Linked DNA regions of Homo sapiens: regions 1 and 3 are each linked to region 2. Evidence: chromatin contacts called from ENCODE Hi-C or POLR2A ChIA-PET data. All regions are on one chromosome and are shown on one strand. The core of a region is the stretch at or near the end of the contact, and the rest is flanking DNA. Distances in the headings are between cores, read along the strand shown.

Evidence for each region. A loop is a pair of places that touch in the nucleus more often than their neighbours do. ChIA-PET counts read pairs that join two places held with the same protein, here RNA polymerase II (POLR2A). Pooled maps may share reads with other maps.
Region 1: a map of heart left ventricle shows a loop between it and region 2 (2.1-fold over the local background). The contact joins the enhancer-like site here to the promoter of KMT5B in region 2. A Hi-C loop is called at or near these places in 15 of 168 maps with a recorded cell type or tissue (B cell, Caco-2, IMR-90 and 12 more), 18 of 37 single-sample maps with no recorded cell type and 25 of 50 pooled maps. POLR2A ChIA-PET finds 5 or more read pairs at or near these places in 2 of 52 experiments (H1 and HepG2).
Region 3: a map of posterior cingulate gyrus shows a loop between it and region 2 (2.4-fold over the local background). The contact joins the enhancer-like site here to the promoter of KMT5B in region 2. A Hi-C loop is called at or near these places in 16 of 168 maps with a recorded cell type or tissue (B cell, Caco-2, IMR-90 and 13 more), 21 of 37 single-sample maps with no recorded cell type and 28 of 50 pooled maps. POLR2A ChIA-PET finds 5 or more read pairs at or near these places in 2 of 52 experiments (HepG2 and IMR-90).

Annotation. Positions count from the first base shown.
Region 1 is chr11:68,398,233-68,401,171 of GRCh38, reverse strand. All of the region lies in intron 7 of LRP5 (LDL receptor related protein 5), which reads right to left. Among named protein-coding and RNA genes, the nearest start is that of PPP6R3, 61 kb to the left of the region's middle. Within about 2 kb of position 1,473, at least 17 of the 41 ENCODE cell types and tissues checked have a DNase peak (open chromatin) inside an H3K27ac peak, as active enhancers do; they include ascending aorta, heart left ventricle, heart right ventricle and 1 more, where a contact is called at or near this core.
Region 2 is chr11:68,212,002-68,215,131 of GRCh38, reverse strand. It overlaps KMT5B (lysine methyltransferase 5B), which reads left to right and starts at 1,836. Exons shown (of 11, transcript NM_017635.5): 1 at 1,836-1,994. RefSeq lists silencers at 855-994, 1,105-1,544, 2,130-2,599 and an enhancer at 456-1,158.
Region 3 is chr11:68,369,440-68,372,292 of GRCh38, reverse strand. The region is part of intron 5 of LRP5 (LDL receptor related protein 5); the gene reads right to left. Among named protein-coding and RNA genes, the nearest start is that of LRP5, 58 kb to the right of the region's middle. RefSeq lists an enhancer at 1,009-1,058. Within about 2 kb of position 1,377, at least 17 of the 41 ENCODE cell types and tissues checked have a DNase peak (open chromatin) inside an H3K27ac peak, as active enhancers do; they include B cell, OCI-LY7, ascending aorta and 3 more, where a contact is called at or near this core.

The DNA.
Region 1 (2,939 bases), core at 224-2,723, 190 kb before region 2:
CCATCCCAGCAGCACAGAACCACTCCAGGGAGGGACCCAGCCCTGGCGTACAATGAAGAAGTGCAGGCTTCTCCAAGGACACCCAGCGTGAGAGGAGGGGCTCACAGTAGCGGGCGAACCCTTTCCCCTTCTTCCACTCACAATAACAGGGCTGGGGGAGGGACATCGGCACAGAACACAAACACCACAAAGAAAAGAATCAGCATTTAGAAAAAGAAAGCAATCCAGGTTTCGATCTACCAAAAGGTCACTATTACCTCTTAAATTTTATTCTATTTTTGTAGAGATGGGGTTCCACCATGTTGGCCAGGCTGGTCTCAAACTCCTGTGCTAAAGCAATCTGCCCATCTCGGCCTTCCTTCCAAAGTGCTGGGATTACGGGTATGAGCTGCCACACCTGGCCAGAGGTCATTATTTTTATTTTTTATTTATTTATTTTTTTTGAGACGGAGTTTCACTCTTGTTGCCCAGACTAGAGTGCAATGGCGTGATCTTGGCTCACTGCAACCTTTGCCTCCCAGGTTCAAGCGATTCTCCTGCCTTAGCTGGGATTATAGGCAGGCGCCACCATGCCTGGCTAATTTTGTATTTATTTATTTATTTATTTATTTTTAGTAGAGACGGGGTTTCTCCATCTTGGTCAGGCCGGTCACAAACTCCCGACCTCAGGTGATCTGCCCGCCTCAGCCTCCCAAAGTACTGGGATTTACAGGCGTGAGCCACCGCGCCCAGCTCAGAGGTCACTATTATCTCTTGGAGAGATTTTTCTCTTCTTGCTCTATTTCCACACTTTCTTAATTTTAATACCAAACTTCCAGACATGTTGAACTGAAGTGAGGCAAGGAAGTCCATTTCCCTGGCTTCATTGAAGAGCAATAAAAAGGAGCCCACAGAGGGCCCAAGGCAAACAAGGGTGCTGGGCAGCGGCCGGCAGCCACTTCCTCCCTCTCTACCCTTGCTCCACACTCCCAGGTGGCCCCAAAACAAAGTGAGAGGAGGCGACGGGCTGTTCCACCCGGCTGGGGCTGGCTGTAGCCTCGGCAAGCGCAAGACGCTGGCTCTGGGCCGGCAGGGCCTGCGGAATCTCCTGGATGGGCAGAGCCTCCCACAGAGACCCCTATGGTGGCTCAGAAGCCACTCCCTGAACCTCACCACTTGCCACCTGGATTCCAGAACCCAGGACACTCCCCCAAGCCCCCTACTTTCCACCCAGATCGCAGAATCCCAGGGCACCCGGTGGACCCGGCCAACTGGGAAAACATCAGGCTTGCAATGAGCAGCTCTCAGTTGCTCTAATACTGGAGGAAGGAATCCCAAAGTGGCCTTCTGAGGACAACTTTCAGCACATCTTGACCGGCCCAACCCATCGGCAAAAGCCACTCTGCTGGGTCAGGCCTCCCCCAGACCTGGGGCAGGTTCCCTCTGGGCCGACTCAGGAGGCCTCTGCCTTTCCTGGAGCCAGATATTTCCAAGAATGCCTGAGCCGAGCCAAGCCTCTGGGCGTCAGGGGACAAGATGCAGAGAACGTGCCTGTCCTGGCTCCTGGGAGGGAACAGAGCCAAAACAGAGTTCAGAAATAACAGGGGCCAAATTTAGGACACCCAGGAACGCCAGTGCCGGAAGAGAACTTGGGAGATGAATTTTCCAGGACAGAGGTCAGCAAACTTTTTTGTAAAGGATAGAAAATATTTTCAGCTTTCAGGCCATAAGGGTCTCTGGAGCAGAAAGCAGCATGGAGAGCACGTGACTGAACAGGCATGGCTGTGTTCCAATACATGTTTTTTGGTTTTTTTTTTTAAAGAGGCAGGGTCTGGGCTCTGTCACCCAGGCTAGAGTGTAGTGACACGATCTTGGCTCGCTGCAACCTCAAACTCCTGGGCTCAAGCCATCCTCCCACCTCAGATGCCTAAGTAGCTGGGACCACAGGCGTGAGCCACCACACCCAATACTTTTTAAATATATATTTTTAAGAGATAGGTTCTTGCTCTGTCACCCAGGCTGGAATGCAATGACATGATCATAGTTCACCTCCTGATCACTTGAGCCCAGCCTCAAACTCCTGGGCTTAAGCGATCCTCCCACCTCAGCCTCCCAAATCGCTAGAGGCACACACTACCACACCCGGCAAAACTTTATCAGTGAAAAAACAAAAACAGGCTGGGCTCCGTGGCTCGAGCCTGTAATCCCAGCACTTTGGGAGGCCAAGATGGAGTTCCAGAAAAGCCTGGGCAACATAGAAAGACCCTGTCTTTACTAAAATTAAAAAAAAATTAGCCGGGCTTGGTGGCACACACCCGTAGTCCCCGCTACTCAGGAGGCTGAGACAGGAGGATCGCTTGAGCCTGGGAGGTCAAGGGTACAGCGAGCCATGCCATAGCACTGCACTCCAGCCTGGGTGACAGAGCGAGACCCTGTCTCAAGAAATTATTTATGGACACTGAAATTTGAATTCCATATAATTTTTTTTTTTTGAATTCCATATAATTTTCATGGGTCATGAAACCTCCTTTGGCTTTTTTTTTTTCAAGTAATTAAAAAATGTAAAACCCACTCAGCTTGAGCATGGTGTGAAAACAGGTGGCAGGGCTGGATCTGGCCCGGGGGCCGTAGCTCTCGACTCCTGCTCTAGTTCTGTGCACTTGTTTTTCAGGAAATGAAACTAGACCCGAGAGGCTGTGTCTGAGGACAATGAGATGGTCCAGCCAGAGGCCACCCAAGGGTCCAGCCCTGTCCTCTCCGAGCTGCCAGCTTCTGTCCCATTCCCAGGGTGAGCAGAGCAGGCGCACGCCCCCCTGACCAGCACACCAAGGAATGGGCCGGCCGCCGGCTGCCAGCTGGGAGGGAATGACGGGAGATCCCAAAGCAGCCCACCCTAGCTGTGCTCTGAGGGGCAGGGCTGCTGCCGTCCTGCAGGCTGACTCTGGACAGTCGCCTGCTGT
Region 2 (3,130 bases), core at 587-3,086:
GTCAGTGTTACTTGGACTTAGTCCAGTTCTTGTGTTGGGTGGTCGTCCACAGCCTCGATTCATCATCCTTTGTGGAGGATGATGGCCCTGGAGCCGCAGGGGAAAACTAAGGCAGGCTGCGGCTCTTCCTGGCATCTGACTGAGCTGCCTGCCCTGCCCGCCTCCTCTCTGTGGCAAGGGCAGCCTCTCTCCCCTCCCAGGGCTTTGACACTGGCTGGTCCCACTACCCGCCCATATCCTAGGCACCCCCTTTCCCCAACACGCTCCAATTCACACTCCAGGTCTGCGCTTCCTTGGGCACCTGCCGGCACCAAGTTCCAGGCATGTGCACGCCTATGCCAACCTCAACTTCTTGGAGGTCCTCCGCACCCGCTTCCTGATTTATTCTGCATTTTTCACCCGAATGCTGAAAGAGGGCTCTGGCTCAAGCCCTGACTAGTTGTCATAGAGGTCACGGAACTCCCTGTGCCTCAGTTTCCCTAGGTGTAAAGTGGCACCCACATGGCCCCCACCTCCGGGGGTCGTCCTGACGCGTGAGAGGGAGGATGCGCGGAGACCCTGGGCAGCCCCGCAGGGGCCGGGAGCGCGCTCATCGTTCTGTTGTCTGGACTACAAGATCGATGCCCAGGCAAGCTTCGCAGCTCCCCGGCTCGCAGGCGGCCCGGTCCCTCAGGATCTCCCCGCCAGCCCGGGATCCCCGAGGAGGGATCGCACGGCCAGCGCGCAGGGCACACCCGGAGTGGAGCGGAGCACGGCGCGGGGCACATAGTGGGTGCTGGGGGCGGCGGGGCCCGCGGGGGGCCAGGCCAAGGCGCGCCCGCTCTCCTCCTCCCTCGCATGCTCCGCGCAGGAACGCTCAGCCTGCCCACACGGTCTTAGGGTGCATCTGCTGCCAGTGACCCCCATTCCCACAACAAAAACGCTCGTCTGCCCGGGGCCACCTCCCTCGGAGCAACTGGGACGCGCGGCGGGAGGGGGGGGGGTCCCCTTCCCCAGGGCTGCAGTCCGAGAGGCTGGCTCTAGAGCCGTCCCTGGTAGGGGCAGGTGTGCAAAGACCCAGGGCCCGGGACAGCTGCCGCGGTCCCGCGGGGACCGGGACCGGAATGCGGTCGCGTAAGGGCCGCAGGGGACCCTAACGTGGCGCCCGCGGGGCGCGGGCGACGCCGCCTCAGCCGCGATTTAAAGGGCAGCGAGGGCGGAGGGATCCCAGCCGCCTACCGGCCGGCCGCGAATCCCTCCGCCACGAGGGGAGGCGACGGCTCGCTCTGAATCGCCCTTTGTCCCTCCGCCGTCGGGAGCGCCCGGCACAGAACTCGCTCCCCGCGCGTGCCCGCGTCCCGCACAGAGCCCCGTGGAAGCGCCGCGGCGGCTGGGCCTGGCGGGAGGCGCGCGCACACTGTGGCAGCTGCGCCGCACGGTGTCCCTCCGCCGTCGAGGCCGCGGCCTTCTTTTCGTATCCTTCCACCGTGCCCGGGCGGGGTCCAGGCGGCTCACCGGGGGCGGCGACGCGGCGGCGGTGCGGGCGGCAGGGCAGCGGGGCGATGAGGTGAGGACGCCCGGGAACCGGAGGCGGCACCGCGCGGCGCACGGACCTGGGACGCGGAGTCCTGAAGCCGGCGGACGGTTTTCGTACGGGCGGCCGTGCGCGAGGCGAGGTGAGGCCCCGGGTGGCGGGGCGCGGGGGCGGGCGCCGGGGGCGCAGCGAGCCGAGGCCGGGGGCGCGGGGGGCGCGACGGCGGCGGCGGCGGCCGGTTGGGGGCGGGGGGCTCGGACGCTGCGGGGACTCATTTTTCCCGTCAGCGGAGGGAGCGAGCGGTGCTGCGGCCCGCGCCGCCATCTTGGATTTTACTCTCCATTTTTCTCTGGAATTATTTTTGGTGATTAATTTTCTGGGGGGGACTGGGACGCGGGGCCCGGCGGCGCGGCCCCGCATCGCAGCGGCCGGGCAGCGGGGCCTGGGACGCGCCCCGAGGAGGAGCGGGGCGGCGCAGGCGGTGAGTCGGGGGAGGGGCGGGCGCCGGCGAGGGTGTGCGGGGGGCGGCCTCGGTGACGGGGCGGGCAGGGACGTGGGGGACCGCGGGCCCAGGCCGGTCGCAGGGCTCCGGGGCCAGGGCGGGTGGGGCCGGGGCCGGGCGCAAGCGGCCGGGCGCGGGGGGCGGGGCTGCGGCCGGGCCGGTGCGGGGCCGGCGCGGGGCCTGCAGTGGTGGCCGCGGCCGGAAGGGAGCGGTAGCGGCCGCCGGGCAGCGTCGGGGCCGGGCCCGCGGCCGCACGAGGGGAGCAGCCCCGCCGCTCGCGATTGGGGGACTCTGTTTTCCCTTTTCTCCAATGGGCAGCCGTGAACCGTCTCGCCCAATCTGCTCCCACTGCCGCGCTGAACTTTTTGTTTTTGTTTTGGCCCGAGCGCATTTCGGAGCCCTCCCGAGCTCGTCCTGCAGCCCACCCTCCTCCCCGACGGCGCCCCTGGCCGTGGCCCGGCGACCCCGCGGCCGCTGCGTCCCCTTTGTGCTTTATCCGCTCTCCCTGCGTCCCCTGGTGTGTGTCTGTCCTTCCACGTATTCGCGGATGATGTGCACCGTTGTCACCTCCGCCTTGGAAGGAGGAACAATGACAACTCGATGCAACTTGCTGGATTAAGATAGAAACAAGTTGGGTGCTGAGAAATTCAGTCTATTTGGGTTTATTGGACCCGGGTCTGGAACAGTAACTTAACGATTTATTAAGTGGTGGAACTTTCGGAATACTGGGGAGGTGAACATGTGTTCTTTGAAGTTAATTTTTAAGAATTTGCCAAATGAAATTTACCTGGAGTGGGGGGAGTTTTCCTTAGAATAGAGGGCAGGTGAATTAATTTGATTGATTGTGGTTCTTTGTGATGTGGACCTTTTTCGATTTAAACCAGTTTGATATAAAGTGTAGTTGAGGATGGCCATACAGGTCTGAACTTTGCTGTGTAGGATCTTTAGAGGAAGCAGTTGCCAGCTATAACTTTTTTCCTTTAGTCTTTAATATTGAGAACACGCCTATAATATTGATAATTAGTAGTAAAAAGAAGTATTTTCAAAAGAGGAGGAAACCATTTTTACCTGAAATAATTACAGATAATGTGTGCATGTTGAAATACATAAATTGC
Region 3 (2,853 bases), core at 128-2,627, 160 kb before region 2:
CGGGTCTGCCTGACACTGCATTTCCTCATCACCACGGTCCCGGGTCTGCCTGACACTGCACCTCCTCACCGCCACGGTCCCGGGTCTGCCTGACACTGCACTTTCTCAACACCACTCCTTGGCCGGCTCCCAACTACAAACCAAGCCATGTCTTCCATCCTGAATCCTCTTGGCCTAAACATCACTCACAATGCCTCCCTCGGGAACAGGCACAAGTCCCACCAGCACAGCCTCCTTCGTTACCTGCGTTTCCGCTAGCCCAGGGCCAGCTCCAGAGCCCTCACCACAGAGCCTCTATCCTTCACCCCCGGACACTGGACCTCACCAACCCATAGCCTGGAGGAGATCCCTGTGTGACCCCAGGGCCTCCTCTGCCCGACTCTGAATTTCACTGCCCAACGTGACACCTCGGAAGGCTCTCTGGGCACTGGCAGCCCTCCATGGGCACCGCTCCTTCTGGCCAGCTCTGACATCCCGGCTGGTGAGGTGCCCTGCACGAGGCCTCTGCCCACTGGGACCTCACAGCCGTGCTGTCAGCTGCAACAAGCGACAGAATTTCACGTTTTCTTCACGTTGCCCCTGGGTGAGCAGCTCCAGGTAGTTTTCAGTCGAGGCGAGGCGTCCCGTCAGCAGCCAGGCGGCACAGCTAATTCATGCCCGCCGGGCGCACGGCCGCAATACCAATGGGCACCTGCAGCCTGGAAAGCCACAGAGGAACCGAGAACAGCGACTGTGCTCAGGTGACAGGACTGTGGTCTTTTAACAAAACATTTTCCTTTAACGTGATATTTTACGGCAAGGAATGAAACCTGGAGGGCAGGACATTTGGATACTAAAGCCCCAGGCTGCCGCGTGGTCTGCTTTGTGAAGTCTGAAGCCCGCGCCCCATTCTGGCCCCGCTCACAGGTCCGGCTCTGACTCACCAGCTTCAATGCTAGGCCGTGCCTGTCCTCCAACCAGAACATGACTTCCTTAAGGACAAAGCCGTTTCTCGCCCATCCCCATCTCCCTCTGGATTAAGAAATATGGGAAGATCTTCTAGAACCACCTCAAATTTGCAGAGAGCCATCCTGGTGACAAACCCTTGAAATGCTTCTAAGAAGAGTTTAGGTTTCTTCTCAACTCTAAAACCTCTAGAAAACTCTATTTCCACACCAGCTGCCCCTGGAACACTTCAGCTTCAAAAGGGCCCAGGGCAGGGAGACGGAGGAGCCAGCATCCACACCGAGCACCAGCCTGTTAATTAACGGGAAGCGGGTGGGGCCCATCTCCAGGCAGCTCTGAGGTCAGACTGGGGAACCATGCTTACAAAAAAAAGTGAACTGAAACGCTCACGTCCTCATGCAAAACCAGACTCCCAGTTGCATCTTTCTGTCTCATTGAGGAGCTTTTTCCTCCCTTTGACAGAACACCCTACACACGGCATCTGGAACCAAAGCAGAAAGATTCAGGCTCAGAGTAAAACAGTCCCCACACTGGCTGCATGTGGACGTTCCCGGCCCAGAGTCTCGCCCAAGCAGGGCCTATAAATGACACAAAATGTTTTTCTCCTGCGTGCCAGTCATGCTCCAACTGAGTTATGTGTAAAAGTGCCTCTCACGGCTGAGGGCAAAAACAGTTCCCACAAGACTAGAGAAAGGTGACCCCTGACGGCTGAGTCTCTAGGGAGCGTGGAGCTGCGTGCTCAGCCCTGCGGCCCTGACGGCTCTGGAATGGAAAAGCTATCCAACTGGAAGGGCAGGGCTCGCTGCTAGTCCAGCGGTCCAACCCCACAGGTGTCTGTGGTGTCAGCTCCATGCCACAGAGCCCAGGGCTGGGGCCAGAGCCACCAGGCCCCCTGCCAGCCTGCAGGGGCCTCCTCCTCTGGGTAGCCTAACCACCCCCTGTGAGCGCAGGCAGCCTCCTCTAATCACCACAGGGCCTGTCCCCCCCTCTCCCCCGCTTGCAGGAAAATGAGCCCTGAGGACTCCCCAGGGCTGCTCTGGGCCTGGACATGGAGACTGGGAATTACATTTGCAGAAGGAGCGCAATGCCCTTGAAGGGCTCAGCCACGAGCAGCCAGTCCCCAGGGCTCAGAAGGCCCAGCTGTTAGAACCCTGGGAGCCAGCAAAGAGCCAGGGGCTCCACCTAAGTCTATAGCCCCTGCCTCTTCTGGTTGGGAAAGAAATCAACGCCCCTTTACTGGCTCCCACTGACAGCCCACTCCCCCAGGTATGGGAGGATTCTGGGACGATGCAGGCAAACCTGGACCCTGAGTGAACCTGCCCCAGCTCTCACGGGCCTGGCACCAGCCACAGCACCTAAGGCGCCGGTCATGGTGACAACATGAAGGTGATAAGGGCATGGACAGTGGACATGGCAGCTGGACACTGGGCACCCACTGGATGCCAGGCACCCAGCACGGCTCCGTCACCCCTGGATGAGCAGTGGCCCTTTGCAAGCCAGGGTAGCCTGGGCAAGTTATTTGGGGGTCTCCAAGCTTGTCCAGCTGTGCGACTTCACTGAGCCATGAGTCTGGGATTTTATCAGGGCCCACACCCGTTCCTGGAACTCTGATACGTGAGGGAGCCACACAGGGACCCTTAACAAAAGCTCCCAGGGCAACATGTTCTCTTGCCTCAGTCTCCCAAATAGCTGGGATTACAGGCGCACGACTACCGCCCGGCTAATTTTTGTATTTTTAGTAGAGACAGGGTTTCACCATGTTGGCCAGGCTGGTCTTGAACCCCTGACCTCAAATGATCCTTCCACTGTTAGGGCAAGGCACCTGACAGGCACGACTGCACGATCTGCTTGTTGGGGGCTGTGTCCATTCCCCACTCCTTCGACAAATGTCCACACCCAGCCTTGCTT